2 separate regions of the Homo sapiens genome follow, and region 2 is linked to region 1. A link is a loop called in an ENCODE intact Hi-C map of the cell type or tissue named here. Cell type or tissue: ovary. All regions are shown on one strand.

Region 1 (8,000 bases):
TAAAAGAAGGAAACCAGGCCAGGCGCGATGACTCACGCCTGTAATCCCAGCACTGTGGGAGGCAAAGGTGGGCAGACCACGAGGTCAGGAGATTGAGACCATCCTGGCCAACATGGTGAAACCCCGTCTCTACTAAAAATACAAAAATTAGCTGGGCATGGTGGCACATGCCTGTAATCCCAGCTACTCAGGAGGCTGAGACTGAAAAATCGCTTGAACCAGGGAGCTGGAGGTTGCAGTGAACCGAGATTGCACCACAGCACTCTAGCCTGGCAACAGAGTGAGACCCTGTCTCAAAAAAAAATAAATAAATAAAAGAAGGAAACCAGAGAGAGATTCACTGTAGCTGTAGGCCTCTGTTTTGTGTTTTGTTTCATGGCTTTATTTTTAAATCATTGTACTACGAGAATATGCTTTCAAGAACTAGACCCCACTGGGCTCCATCCTAGGGCAGATCGATTGTCCCATTATCCCCCAACGTACCACAGCTGCTGACAGCTCCGAGACTGGTCAGCGGAGAAGGCCAGAACACTGGAACCTCCCCTGGGGGACACACCATGGCATCCCCGTAGGCAGGTTTGGAAAGCTCTTTGATTCCCAACAGTTCTGCAGATGGAAAAGGAAAATGTAATTTCCTCAGCAGGGAGCATCCAATTAGAACTGGTTGAGTAGTTTATGGTTCTTTCTCTAAAACAGAAACTCAAATTGCAGGATTATTGTAAATGGTATTTGAGGAAGAGGTGAAGGAGAATAGGGATTAAGGCTTTGACAACTCAGGCTACTCCATAATTTACAGTCCATGTGGCATGGTGGTTTCAGAAAACAGAATCTCAAACTGTGTGGCGTGATTTCTGGAAGGATCCTTGGGTGCATTGAGCCTAGTACTCTCATTGTGCAGATTGCTACCAAAGCCAGCCTTGGGGGGTTGACCTTGGTCCAGGCTGGGTCACATCTCATGCACCTAACCTCAGCTGCTTGACTACCAGCAGCAACCTAATCCCGAAGACAGCAAAGATGGATGTGCTGGGCCCAATCCATCCCCGCTAATGATAAAACTCCTCAGCAGACACCATCCTGGTGGGTGGCCCTGAATCATCCTCATGTGATGAAGCTAGCAAGTACTGACTGCATTTTCACAAAAGGCTAGGTTCTGTCTAATGTTGTCGGTTATGCAGTTGAGCAAGTTTAGGTATACCAAACTTGGACCCTCAACCAAGGCCCAGTCTCAAACTCTCATCAGGCCTTCTAAGAGGCCTGCACAGCTTCTTGATATTGGCTCTTCATCTTGGATCTGTTCACTCACTCTCAGATTGAGTGAATACGCTGGGGATCAATGGATTTCAGCTCAAATTAACATATGGAACAAAGCCATCTCCTACCCAAATATACCAAAGAATAGCAGCCCAGATTAGACGTTGCTTCGAGCTCAAATCTCCGGACAAAGAGCCCTGCTGCAACCCTTGGCTTCCTCCAACCCCAGATTCATTGGAAGTTCATAGGAGCTTTACATTTATCAAAGATCCCCAGTGGGTGAGCGTGTAGAGAAAAAAACTCTACCTAAATGGTGTGTTTCCTCTGCTCTCACACCGCAGTAACAGTCATCCACACAGAAGACTCCTGTGACCAAATTTGTAGGGGTTTCTCCCCACCATCAAGCAGGAGGCACCAGCTGGGTGCCCTCCAATTCCATTCCACCTGGAGATAGCATCAGAACCCACGGGTTGAGGGCTCAGTCCCCAAGGCCACCCCCCTACAGACACCAGTTGCAAGTCTGGGCCTCCAGAACTTCTGACCAACTGGCTTCCAGTTTGATTAACCCTCTTTGGGTTTGATTATACCCAAACTCTTTGAGTTTGATTAATTTCCTGGAGCAGCTCACAGACCTTGAGGAAACATTTACTTATGTATACCAGTTTATCATAAAAAATATTGCAGACCGGGTGCGGTGGCTCATACCTGTAATCCCAGCACTTTGGGAGGCCAAGACGGGCAGACCACTTGAGGCCAGGCGTTCAAGACCAGCCTGGCCAACATGGCAAAACCCCATCTCTACTAAAAATACAAAAATTAGCTGGGCATGGTGTTGGGCACCTGTAATCCCAGCTACTTGGGAGGCTGAGGCAGGAGAATCGCTTGAACCCAGGAGATGGAGGTTGCAGTGAGCTGAGATTGCAACGCTGCACTCCAGCCTGGGCGACAGAGGGAAACTGTGTCTCAAAAATAAATAAATTAATTAATTTAATTAAATTAAATAAAGGATATTGCAAAGGATACAGATAGAGATGCCCAGGGCAAGGTGTGGGGGAAGGGGTGCGGAGCTTCCATGCCCTCCTTAGGCACCACCCTCTAGGAACCTACATGTGTTCAGCTATGTAGAAGCTCACTGAAGCCTATCCTCTTGGGGTTTTACGGAGGCTTCATTACATGAGCATGATTGATTAAACCATCAGCCGTGGGTAATCAGCTTGACCTTTAGCCCCTCTTTCCTCCCTGGAGGTTGCGGGGAGGGGTGGAGCTGAAAGTCCCAACCCTCTAATCCTACCTTAGTCTTTCTGGTGACCAGCCCCACCCTGAACCTATCAGACAAAATACAGCATTTTGGAGGTTCCAAGAATTTTAGGAGTTATGAGCCAGGAATTGTGGACAAAACCCAATATATATATTCATTATATATATATATATTTTTTCCTATGTATGTATTATTAAGCCTCGGTAAAAACCCAAAAGGATGTGATATATATAAACTTACATCACAGTGAGACTGGCTATTCTGCCAAGGGTGGCACCTTTAAACCTGAGGGGCATCTGTAAGCCCAGCCCTGATACAGCTGCCAGAGCCTTTGAGCCTTGTTCAGGGCCTTTGCCCCTGGAGACCCCTGGTAAAAACAAAGACAAGCCATGGGAGCTTAGGAACGTGGCAAACTCCTGTCTGCTTCTTAGGCCCAACTCCAAGAGAGGCTGTCAGGATCATGGGCAGGAGCGAGAGACACTGACCTGGGTCGCCGATGTGAACAGGGGGATCATGGGCAGGAGCGAGAGACACTGACCTGGGTTGCCCATGTGAACAGGAAGATCATGGGCAGGAGCGAGAGACACTGACCTGGGTCGCCCATGTGAACAGGTTGCCCCTGCTCACCTCCGAGGGAGCAGCAGGCCCGCACCAGCCCTTCCAGCTTGTCCTTGGGAATGGGCCTCATCGTGACCACCAGAGGGCAGCAGAAGCCAGCATGGGTAACACAAGGCACTGTTGTCTGACCAAAAAAAAAAAAAAATCAAGTGAAAATGTTAAAAAATGGAATTAGCACAGATCCAAGCTCTGAGCACCAAGAGTTCAAGGCAGCTAAATGAAGGAGGAGTAGCTGTTATAGAAATTAGCTTCTATTTTTATGTGACATAGAGAGAGGGAGTTTGCTGTTAATTACTGGTTTAAAATAGGGAATCTTAACTTTTTGTGTGCCACGGACCCCTTTGGTAGACTAGTACAGCTGTGGACCCCTGGTCAAAGTAATGCCTTTAACTGCATACAAGAAAATGCACAGGATTCCAAAGGAAACCAATTATCCTGCAAGCACAGTTATCAAATAATAGAAAAATGTGGCCAGACACGATGGCTCACACCTGTAATCCCAGCACTTGGGAGGCCGAGGTGGGCGGATCACGAGGTCAGGAGTTCGAGACCAGCCTGGCCAGCATGGTGAAACCCCATCTCTATTAAAAATACAAAAGTTCGCCGGGCATGGTGGCACGCGCCTCTAGTCCCAGCTACTCGGGAGGCTGAGGCAGGAGAACGGCTTGAACCCAGGAGGCGGAGATTGCAGTGAGCCGAAATCACACCATTGCACTCCGGCCTGGGTGACAGAGCAAGACTCCATCTCAAAGAAAAAAAAAAAAGGAAAAATGTGAGACAATATGCATGCTTCCTCAGTAGCAGCCTAAGAAACAAGATGCCAGTTCTACTATCATTGTAACTTTGAAGTAGTGATCAGCATATAGGATATTTTTGAGACATCAGGAAGAACTCTAACGTGATATGAAGATATCTGTGATTTCTGTTGCCAGCCATGAAGTCACAGGGTCTGCTGATATGACAGCCATTTGCTGCCTACATTCATAATTGAAGGAAATGCTAAATGTGAGTTGAGGTTATGAAAATAAAATTGAGGCTGGGCACAGTGGTTCATGCCTGTAATACCAGCACTTTGGGAGGCCAAGAAGGTTGGATCGCTTGAGCCCAGAAGTTCAAGACCAGCCTGGGCAATACAGCGAAACCCTGTCTCTACCAAAAAAAACCAAAACCATAAATTAGCTGGGTGTGCTGGCACATGCCTATGGTCCCAGCTACTCGGGAGGCTGAGATGGGAGGATCTCTTGAACCCAGGAGGTTGAGGCTGCAGTGAGCTGTGACTGTGCCACTGCACCACTCCAGCCTGGGCAACTGAGCAAGAACTGTCAAAAATAAAAATAAAAATAAAATAAAATAAAGAAGGGAGGGAGGGAAGAAGGGAAAAGAAAAACGTACTTTTTTTCCCATCCAATATCATGGAGCCTCTGAATTTCTCTAGGGACTGCAAGGGCCATGGACCAAAGGTAAACAGCCTCTGGTGAATCACGGGCAGAGGGAGGCAAGGGAGAACATCACAGGAGGAGCTGGTGTTCACTCTGCCTCCTGAATCCACACAAGCAACAAGCCTGTCCCCAGACCCCATGGAGCACGGCCTGGTGCCTCCTGCCTTAACAGATGTTGCCCGGTTTGATCTGTGTGACTTTTATTGGTGTTTCGCTCCCCCACCCCACCTCCTGAATGGTTTCTGGTGCCTGCAATAGAGCTTATGAAAGATTTAGGACATGGCCAGGACTATAATCCACTGTGACAGTCTTGGCCACCACCTAAAGAGCTTGCTATCACCACCCTGGCGGCAGCAGGATGGAACCTCGGTGTGGCTGCCAGCAGTGTCTGCATAATAGCACCCAGGAGAGGGGACATGCTGGAGCCACTGGCAGAGCCAGGCAGCCCTCCCCAAGGCTGAGACACATCCCGTCTGGGGGTGGCCAATGGAATCCCAGATGGCTGTCTGGCCATCTCTCCCTGGAGCCCAGGGGCAGAGGTGTCGATATTAGACTGAAAGCTATTTGATAAGCATCGGGGTCAGTGAAGCCCTGTTGAGCACTTACTGTGGACACTTACTTGCACCTTTGTAGGCAACAAACAGTTGCCATATCAGCAGACCCTGTGACTGCAAAGCATCATTTAATTGTCACATCTCTGTTATTGACATTGTACAGATGGGAGCCAGGGGTTCCAGGTTCCCATCTGGCTTTGGGACTTGGGCAAGTCCTTTTCTCTCTTTAGACCTCGGTTTCCTCATCTAAAATGAGAATCTGCATGTGACGAGCCATGGGGCCCTCTCAGCTCCCACCTCCTACAAAGGGTGCTGTGTTCCAGAGCCAGAGACTGCCATGGGTGCCTGCCAGTGGCTGGGGTCCCATCCCCACCCTTCCCTAGCTTCAAGAGAACCGCTCGGGCACACTTCACCCATGAAGGCAGCACAGACTATGGGCAGCTTTGTTGCTGATCAGAGGCAGCTGGGGCCTCTCTGGCAGGAGCCCAAACCAAGACATTTTAATAAATGTCCCAGAGTCCAAGACAAAATCTCTGATCCAAGTCCTCCATAAATAAAGAAACCTGGAGCCTGGCTGTTTATGCTGGCTGACCACTGATGGAGCAGAGTGAACTCTCAGACTTTACCAACAGATGTCCAGGAAGGGTCTGTGGAACCAGGGAATCGAGTGCACTCACCTTGACAAGTAGGGGCTGGGAGAGGCACAGCAGGCACGTCCCAGAGACGCCGGCTGTGCTGTGTTTGTGACTGCCAGAGGCCACCTCCGGCCAAGAACATGACCCAGCTTTCTGGACAGAGACCTGACCCAGGAGCTACTGCCTGGCCGAGGCTCTGCCACAAATCCCTGGGTATTGAGAGAGCCAGGCTCATTCCCCCTGGCTGAGGCTCACCGGAGCCAGGGAGGATTTTTAAAAATCTCGCTGAGGTGCCTGAAGTTAAAGGAGCCAGAGAAATCCCAAGCAGGTTTGGTTTACAGCACTGAACCATGAAGAAGGGCCACACTGGGTGCTCACAGTGGTCCCAGAGGTGAGTGGGACCGAGGCTGGCTCAGAGAGATTGATCATTTCTCCTGGGTTGCACAGCTAGAAATGGCTGAGCTGGGGCTGGAGCTTAGGTTTTCCACCTCCCGTGCCCATGTTCTCCCCACCCCAGGAATATGTAAGTTGATCTGCATCTTCAGGCCATTCTGCCCTTGTGGGCTGTGGGCTGTGTCCCTACCTTGTATGCACCCGCCTGGCTGTGACCTGCTGGGTCTCTTCTGGGGAGCCCCGCTTTCTCCAAGGCCTCCTCCAGGGAGAAGCTGCAGCCCAGGAAGAAGGCCACCATGTCCTTCAGCTGCTCCGAGTACTGCTCCAGCGAAGCCAGGCTGCCGGTGCAGGCACCGAACTCGTATTTCCAGAACTGGGGATGGCCCATCCTGGGGACATAAGGGGAAAGCTGGGAGGGCCCCAGACTCTCACTGTGGCCCCTGATAATACATTATAGAAGGACTGCGGAGAGAGAAGAGGATGTCTAGTGCTGAAATTTTCAGCCCTGGCACCAGGGTAGGGAGCATAGTTTTCAGCAGGGGGCCTTGCTGGCATCCTTCAAATGTCCCCAGATCGGAAACGATTAAATCAGCACGTATAGAACGTACCCCCACCTCCCACCCAGTGTGTCTCCTATACCCGCAAGCCAAAACAAGCCAAACCACCGAGAAAAGTAAATGGTGGCCAGGCACGGTGGCTCATGACTGTAATCCCAGCACTTTGGGAGGCCGAGGCGGGCAGATCACTTGAACTCCGGAGTTCAAGACAAGCCTGGGCAACAAGGTGAAACCCCGTCTATACTAAAAATACAAAAACTAGCCAGGCATGGTGGTACACAGCTGTAATCTCAGCTACTCAGGAGGCTGAAGCAGGAGAATCGCTTGAACCTGGGAGGTGGAGGTTGTAGTGAGCCGAGATCGTGCCACTGCACTACTCCAGCCTGGGCAACAGAGTGAGACTGCCTCAAAGAAAAAAAAAAAAAAAGAAGAAGAAGAAAAGTAAATGGTGGCCTCTCTGCTATAGAGGTAGGACCAGTAGCCCAAAGGGGACAGAGAATATGTGTCTTGGGGAACCTCTCAGTGCCAGTAGTGGGTGAGGCCTTTCTCTTCCCTTAAAGGAAACTCTTCTGTAGGGTTGAAAGACTTCTTTGGTTACAAGCTTATTCTTTACCCACTCCAAACTCTTTTACTGAGCCATGCCTTCATGCCGGGCACATGCTGGGCGATGGGGCTAGAGTAATGGAGAGGACACTGTCCCAGTCTTTTTTTCTTTTTTTAATGTTTTTTATTTATTTATTTTTTTTTTGAGACAGAGTCTTGCTCTGTTGCCCAGCCTGGAGTGCAGTGGTGCAACCTCGGCTCACTGCAACCTCTGCCTCCCAGGTTCAAGTGATTCTCCCACCTCAGCCTCCCAAATAGCTGAGATCATAGGCCCGAACCACCATGCCCGGCTAATTTCTGTATTTTTAGTAGAGACAGCGTTTCACCGCGTTGGCCAGGCTGGTCTCGAATTCCTGATCTCAGGTGATCTGCTCTCCTTGGCCTCCCAAAGTGCTGGGATTACAGGCGTGAGCCACCGCGCCCATCCCATCCCAGCATTTAAAGAGCTCGTAACCCTAATTGATAGGTGAGACTTCACTGAAAACACATACTGGCAATACACAGCAAGGAATGTCAACCGTCTAGGTAGAGTGACACAGAGAAGGAAGAAATCAATTCTCTTCCACAGAGGAGTTTGGTGCTGGGTCTTGAGGCATGAATAGGAGTTTGCCAGTTGGGCAAGGAAGAAGGCATACCCAGGCAGAGGAAGCAGCACGTGGAAAGCCCACTGGGGGATGGGCTCCAGGAGTTTC
Region 2 (8,000 bases), 880 kb after region 1:
ACTCTTACAAGAGCCAGACCTCTAAAGAGGGAGCGTAGTCGTCCTGGTTCCCCTTTCTGAGGATGACTGACGTGTCAGGACGTTTGCCCTGCCCTGACGTGACTCTCCTGGAGGCAATACTCCTCCAGGCGTGTGTGGCATTGCCCAGGGCTCAGGCTAGATAATCCTGTGGCTCATGGCCCATGCTGTGCCCACTGGAAGCCTGCTTGTCCTCTTCAAAAGGTTTCTTACAAAAGCTTTCACTGAGTAGGTTATTGGCTCACTTTCACAGTCCTGTTTCCAGTTGATAACATGATCACGTTTCTGTTCATTGCTGTGTTCACATTCTGTTCCATAGGGAAAGATTTATTGCCAGTGAGCTGCTTACCACACACCTAATGCTCGAATGAATGAGGGAGGTGCTAATGGGGCCAGGCTTTAAAATGCAGACCTTTAGGCTGGGCGCGGTGGTTTAGGCTTGTAATCCCAGCACTTTGGGAGGCTAAGGTGGGCAGAGCACCTGAGGTCAGGAGTTGGAGACCAGCCTGACCAACGTGGAGAAACCCTGTTTCTACTAAAAAAACACAAAATTAGCTGGGTGTGGTGGCTCATGCCTGTAATCCCAGCTACTCGGGAGGCTGAGGTAGGAGAATTGCTTGAGCCCGGGGAGGTGGAGGTTGCAGTGAGCCAAGATCACACCACTGCACTCCAGCCTGGGCAACAAGAGCGAGACTCTGTCTCAAAAATAAAAATAAAAAATGCAGACCTTTTTACTCCCTGGTCGCCTGCCTTGTTCAGATCTGTGCCAACAAGCGTTTATTGAGTCCCTGCTAGGCAGTAAGTATTGTGCCAGGTGTTAGGAATATATAGTTACTTAAGATATGGTTGTGTCACGTAGCTCATGGTCTGTCTTGTTGGAACCTTCCTCTCAAAATATCTTGAAAGCGGCATGACTTTAGGAATTAGCTCGGGGGTCCAGTGATACTAGGTGAACTGGCAGTGCCACTGTCCCTGGTTAGACTGGCCTGGCAGGATAAGAACTAGGAAACTACTCCCTTCCTACCCATCTGGAGACCCTTCTTGCTGAACCTCAGCTGGTCTTTTTGTAACCTAATCCCGGGAGTGACCCCCCATCACTTTTGCCATATTTTGTGTGTTGGAATCACTAGGTCCAGCTCACATGCGAGTGTGAAAACCACAAGGCAGAGGTAGGGTCATGGGGGCTATCTTGGAAGCTGCCTGCCACGCTAGATAGATCTTTTTTCTATCTTGGGGTGTGTAGCATGTATCTACTTCAAAGACTGATGGCAAACATGATTTCAAGGATCATAAGCTTCTCTTATATCCACCAGCGCGGATTTTGCCCACTGACTCAGCAGTTTTATACAAGTGAGGTCTAACGTCCATTCTAAAATCTGAACAGGTGGAATTCTTTGAACCCTTTTGGGACAGTGGAGAGCCCCGGGCTGGGGAGAAGGGAGCCCGAGGCTGGAAGGCGTGGATGCACCAGCAGGAACGAGGTGGCTGGGTGGTCATCAACCCAGGTAAGTCACCTCTCATTGAAGACGTGTACTTCTGTTTCTTCTGGAATTTGTTTTTACATCCTCATGATTATTTATCTGCTTAAGCTATTTATCAGTAGCTTCAGAATATTGCACAAACATCAAAATGTCAAAAATGTTAAGTAGATGTCATGGGTTCCCCTTAGAAGTTTTAAAGCAGTGGACTTATTCCTTCAGTACATAATGCTTTGAGGATTTGAAAGTTTCTGTAATTTCCCTTTTTCCTTTTATAGGCTGCAACTGAAGAAGGAATCTTGTTAATAACTGCCCCAATCCTCATTCTTTTTTTTTTTTTTTTTTTGAGACAGAATCTCGCTCTGTCACCCAGGCTGGAGTGCAGTGGCAGGATCTCAGCTCACTGCAACCTCTGCCTCCTGGGTTCAAGCAATTCTCATGCGTCAGGCTCCTGAGTAGCTGGGATTACAGGCTTCTGCCACCATGCCCAGCTAATTTTTGTATTTTTGGTAGAGATAGGGTCGCCATGTTGGCCAGGCTGGTCTCTCTGGTCTCAAACACCTGACCTCCAGCGATCTGCCTGCCTCAGCCTCCCAAAGTGCTGGGATTACAGGTGTGAGCCACCACGCCCGACCCCATTCTTTTTTAGTGTGTATTTCAGACAGTCTTTTTGTTATCCTGTCAGTGTACAGACCAACAGATACTTTGAAAAATACCTTTTTAGGACTATTATAAAGTAATTATTACCTAGCATTTACATAACTGTCACTCTAAATGACCCCCAAATACTTTCCAGATTTATACTCTAATACAGAGCTGCCCAATAGAAATATAATGTGAGCCTCTTGTGTAATTTCAAATTTTCTAGTGGCCACATTAAAAAAGTAAAAAGGAACAGATGATGTTAATTTTGATAGTGTATTTTACTTAATCTAGTATATCAAAACATTTCAGTATGTAATTAGTATTTTAAAATTATTAACCAGAGATTCAGATGCCAATTGCATGCTTTAAAAAGAAAAAAAATTATTAACTAGGTATTTTGCATTCTTTTTTTAGTACTCTTTGAAATCTGGTGTGTATTTTACACTTTTAGCAAATCTCAGTTCAGACTAGCTACTTTTCTTTTTTTTCTTTTTTTTTTTTTTGAGACAGAGTCTTGGTCTGTTGCCCAGGCTGGAGTGTAGTGGCTCGATCTTGGCTCACTGCAACCTCCGCCTCCCAGGTTCAAGGGATTCTTGTGCCTCAGCCTCCCAAGTAGCTGGGATTACAGGTATGCACCACCACGCCCTCCTAATTTTGTATTTTTAGTAGAGACAAGGTTTCACTGTATTGGTCCAGGCTGGTCTGGAACCTCTGACCTCAAGTAATCCGCCCACCTCTACCTCCCAAAGTGCTGGGATTTCCGATGTGAGCCACCGCACCCAGCCCAGACTAGCTACTTTTCAAGTGCTTGATAGCCACATATTAATGGTGACGTATTGGACAGCACAACTCTAAGACATTCAGGAACTGCTTCACTCCCCGAAAGGCAGTTCCAGCATAGAGAGAGATCTGCCAGGCAGATGATGATTTCGTTGAAAGTTCTATAGGGAAAGAGTGATGGACAAGGACTCAGGAGATTGACTCCTTGCCTAGGCTCAGTGAGCCTCTTCTCACAGGTGTGACCTTTCTTTGTTTATTCATTTGCACCATGAAAACTTTGGATTAGGTATTGTCTTGCACGACAGTTCAGAGCTCCGGGCCAGGGAGCATCTCTATTACCACTAAGAAGCGAGAGGGGCCCTTCAGGTGTTTTGGGGTAACTCTCCTCTGGGCAGTGCTGTCAGGCAGTGATCATGCCTCACTTGGGGCTGTCAGAGTCTCAGCTGTTTAGATTTCCCTGGAGTGTTCTTTTCCAAAAAGAATGAGAACTATTCATCAGGCTGACCAGTGGTTTTATGTATGAAGAAAAACAGCCTGCATGAAACGGAAGTAGGTATTGCACTCAGCCACTGAGTCTGCAAGACCGCATAAGCAAAGGCCAAAAAAACAGAAGTCTGATTAGTAACTCTCCTCTCTGAGTGACTGACTTAGCATGGGTCTGTGTTTTTAGGCTTAGTTTTTTTGTTTTTTGGTTTTGTTTGGTTTTTGTTAGAGAGCGAGCCCATTACAATGCATAGTATCTGTTACACGGTTTGCTGTGTTCTGCATTTCTGTGACAATAAAGTTTTCATAGCAGTGTCCACAGACTAATTTTACTTCTGATAAGTTTCCAGATATCTAATGGTCACTTAAAATCAGGTGTAAAGTTAGTTTTCTCCAAAAGGGAATGCAAATGAATATCAAAACCTTGACTTTTAGCATCAAGTTAGAGACTTGTGTTGGTACTTACATTCTCTGCAAGCTTCTCACACATTTCCATTATGGAGAAACTTGCTGAATTTATGAATTTCTTTCTAATGAATTTAATGGAAGTCCTCCAAAAAACTAGAAGGGTCAAAAGAAAGGCTGAAAATTTTCTTGATTCCAGCAAACCTAATTGATAACAATTTTTGTTTTTATTTTATTTTTAACTTCTCTTATTTACCCTGAAAGGTTAGCGTTGAGAGGGTAGTTGATTTCATCCTGCAGTCAAGCATTTATCATAGCATGTTTCTTCTCTCTTGCCCTCACTTTCTGTTAGTATGTAGTTGTTATACATGAATGTGTGTCCAAAGCTCTGTAATCTTTTGAGTCCTTAATGTAGTAAATTCAGGTATCTAAGTCTGATGTATGACTCACAAAGGTAATTTCTCTTATAAGAGTTTTTCAGGGTGATTAAAGGATTACTTTAAACATAGATCTTTAGAAGAAGGTGATAAATACATTCAGTTTTCTTCTTTGAGAAACTCAGAAGAGCATTTAGGCAGAATATTGGTGGAATAATAGAATGCTAATATATACATTATGCTAATATATATGATCTATAATGCTAATATACACAATATATTATTATTATACTACGTATACATATTATGTGTTTTAAGTTTTTAAAAATGTTTTATTTTGAAATAGTATAGAGTCACAAGAAGTAGAAAAAATGTACCCAGAGGTTTTGTGCACCCTTCATCCAGTTCCTTCCAGTGGTAGTACCACAGTATAATGTCAGAACCAGGGAACTGACATTGGTACAGTCTGCAGTTCATTCACATTTCACCATTTTACATGCACTCATTGGTGTGTGTGTTTCTATGGTACTAGGCAGTTTCTGTCACGTGTGTAGCTTTGTGTAATCACTACCACAATCAAGATCAGACTGTTTCATCACTGCAGGGCTCCCTCACAGTATCCTTTCTTAGCCACGTCTGCCCCTTCCCCCTCCTAACTCATGGGAACCACTAATCTGTTCTCTCTCTGTTTTCCTGTTATCTCATGAAGGTTATATAAATGGAATCATAAGGTATATAACATTAACAAAATTTTTTAGTTGTAAAATATAATATAAAATTGATCATTTTTAAGTGTACAGTTGAGTGACATTAAGTACATTCACACTGCCATGCAGCCATCACCTCTATCGACCTCTGCAACTTTTTCATCTTCCCCAAGTCTGTACCCATTAAAGACAAATTCCTCACTTCTCCCTCCCCCCAGGCCCCAGCAGTCATTCTACTTTCTGTCTCTATGAATGTGACTACGTTAGGAACCTGGTGGATGTGGAATCATACAGTAGTTGACCTCCTGTGACTGGCTGATTCCGCTTAGCGTAGTGTCGTCAGGGTTCATCCATGTCACGCCAGGATTTCCTTCCTTTTTAAAGCCGAACACTTCTCCACTATGTGTGTATACCATCCATTTGTCAATGCACATTTTGGTTGCTTCCACCTCTGGGCCATTGTGAATAATGCTGCTATGAACATGGGTGTACAGTATCTGTTTGAGACTCTGCTTTCAGTTCTCCTGGGTAGATATTCAGCAGTGGAATCGCCTCATATGGTAATCCTGTGTCTAGTATGCCATGCTGTTTTCCATACAGCAGACGGCAGCTGCACCATTTTACATTCCCACCAGCAGGGCACCAGGCTTCCGATTTGTCCACATCCCTGGGAACAGTTGTGTTTTGTGTAACTTTTTGAGATTGGCTTTTTTAACTTAGCATAACTTCCCTGAGATACCTACAAATTGTTGCATATATCAATGGTTTGTTCATGTTGATTGCTGAGTAGTATTCCATTGTGTAAATGGACCACAGCTTAACTGTTCAACCTACTGAAGGATGTTTGGATTGTTTCCAGGTGTTGGCGATTATGCATGAAGCTGCTTCTGAGTATTAGCATATAGGTTTTTGTGTAAACGTAGGTTTTCATTTATCTGGGATCAGTGCCCAAGAGTGCAGTTATGCTAAGTGCATGTTTAGTTTTGTAAGAAACTGCCAAAATGATTTCCTGTGTGGCTGTACCATTTTGTATACTTTATTTTTTAACCTTGAACTTTACAGATAACTCTGGCTTTCTTCCTCTTCCCTTCTACATGTTCAGAGTTAGGAAACAAAGTGAAATAAATTATTGGATATTGATTTGGCTTTTTTAAAGGCAAGTTCTAGTGAGCATAGGTCATAATTAATTATACGGTCCCTGGCTAAAAATTCGGATGACTTAAGAAAATCTAAACTAGTGCCATCATCAAATGTCATTTAGCATTCTAAAACTGTGTTGTCTAATACAGTAACCTCTAGCCACATGTGGCTATTTAAAATTAAATAAAATTAAGAATTCAGGCCAGGCCTGGTGACTCATGCCCGTAATCCCAGCACTTTGGGAGGCCAAGGCAGGTGCATCACCTGAGATCAGGAGTTCGAAACCAGCCTGACCAACATGGTGAAACCCCATCTCTACCAAATACAAAAAATTAGCCAGGCATGGTGGCACATACCTGTAATCCCAGCTACTCAGGAAGCTGAGGCAGGAGAATTGCTTGAACCTGGGAGGCGGAGATTGCAGTGTGCAGAGATTGTGCCACTGTACTCCAGCCTGGGCGACAACAGCGAGACTCCATCTCAGAAAAAAAAAAAAGGAATTCAGTTCCTTTACTAGCTACATCTCAAGTGCCCAGTGAGTCACATGTGGCTACCCTGTTAATGCAGGTATGTAGGGCATTTTCATCATCACAGCGAGTTCTGTTGGACAGTACTGTTCTAGAGTATGTGTCATTTCCATTTTAATCACTATACTATTAAAAATAATTTGATTTGATCACCTTGTCTTCCTTTGCTTCCTGAGGACTTGATTGATTACAAAGAGTTCCTAAATGCCACTGAGTATCCTGGGAGACTGGCATGGCTCTTACACATCTTGGCATTGCGGGTGCCCAACAGTCCCTGACATAGCAGGCTGATTGAGTGGCGATGGTGGTTTTATTTGCTGATGAGGTGAAGAAGTCTCATTCTTGTCTAGATGAGGATGACGATGAACCAGAAGAGGATGACCAGGAAATAAAAGATAAGACTCTGCCCAGGTGGCAGATCTGGCTTGCTGCTGAGCGTTCCCGTGACCAGAGGCACTGGCGGCCCTGGCGCCCTGATAAGACCAAGAAGCAAACCGAGGAAGACTGTGAGGATCCCGAGAGACAGGCATGTATCCTCCGCCCCAGGCAGGAAGCTGTCCAGGGGGTCCCTGCCTGCTTTCCATTCCCATGCGCTTTGGTTATCTGAAAGGAGGCCGCTGGAGCTCTCTTAGCAGTTGGCTAGCTTAGGAGATGCTAACCTGCTCCTGTTCTCATCTGTGGAAACTTCCTTCCTGCTGGATATCAGTGTAGAATTTCCTTGGCTGCTGGTGATGGGGGAGCATATAGGTGCTTGACCAGAGAGCTTCTGTCCCCTAGTAGGTGGGTGGGCCCTTGTGGTCACCCCTCTGGAGATTGTCTTCCAGGTCATTCAGTTAATTTTTCATGTGGAGCCCTGTGGGATACATACAGATTATTCAAAAAACTCGGAATCACTGTCCTAGATTCTTTCCTTGTGTCCACTTTCCCCACCCCACTCTTGGGTCCGTGAAGCTGTAGCAGATAGACTGGACTCTAGAAGACAAGAGGGACTGGCCGTAGGGTCCATGTTGGACAGTTGGCATCAGCGTGTCTTGCGGAAGAAGAAACTAGTGTTTATTGAATACCTGTGGCGTGCCAGGCAGTTCATCTGTGTTATCTCATTTACTGTTACCGTGTGACTTGTTACATGCTGCTCTGTGTTTAGTGGCCAGCAGCTCTGGAGGTTTTAAATTAAAATGAAGAAATGCTGTCTCGATACCTGGAATTGATCCAGTTTAACCAGATACCAACTCTGTGTCTTGGAGCTCTGTGACCTTTTCTACAAACGAGGCGCCCTGAAGGCAAGGAGTTTATCCCTTTTGTTGAGTGCTCTGACGTCAGTGCCTAGAACAGCATTTGTCCTGTGGTGAGCACTCGGTGAATCCTCTTGGATGTTGAAGGAATATTTGTTTGATGACGGAGCATCTGCTCTGGGCAGAGGGATCAGCACAAGTGAAGGCC

The links. Peaks named below come from ENCODE experiments on the same cell type or tissue, not always from the same donor. Only the 100,000 strongest peaks of a DNase experiment are listed, where the experiment ranks them.
Region 2: a loop joins it to region 1, with 2.9 times the contacts of the local background. A loop is called at or near these places in 3 of 110 quality-filtered maps.

What each region holds. Positions count from the first base shown.
Region 1 is chr14:91,168,540-91,176,539 of GRCh38, reverse strand. It overlaps DGLUCY (D-glutamate cyclase), which reads right to left. Exons shown (of 14, transcript NM_001102368.3): 5 at 6,339-6,537; 6 at 3,101-3,251; 7 at 484-606. Among named protein-coding and RNA genes, the nearest start is that of SNORA11B, 46 kb to the right of the region's middle. In ovary, a CTCF peak has its summit at 3,213 (motif pointing right); DNase peaks (open chromatin) are centred at 3,189, 5,574, 5,873 and 6,399; H3K27ac peaks cover 1,072 bases.
Region 2 is chr14:90,291,783-90,299,782 of GRCh38, reverse strand. It overlaps NRDE2 (NRDE-2, necessary for RNA interference, domain containing), which reads left to right. Exons shown (of 14, transcript NM_017970.4): 8 at 1,403-1,523; 9 at 6,911-7,086. Among named protein-coding and RNA genes, the nearest start is that of NRDE2, 36 kb to the left of the region's middle. RefSeq lists an enhancer at 7,181-8,000. In ovary, no CTCF peak of the experiment used is centred here; no DNase peak of the experiment used is centred here.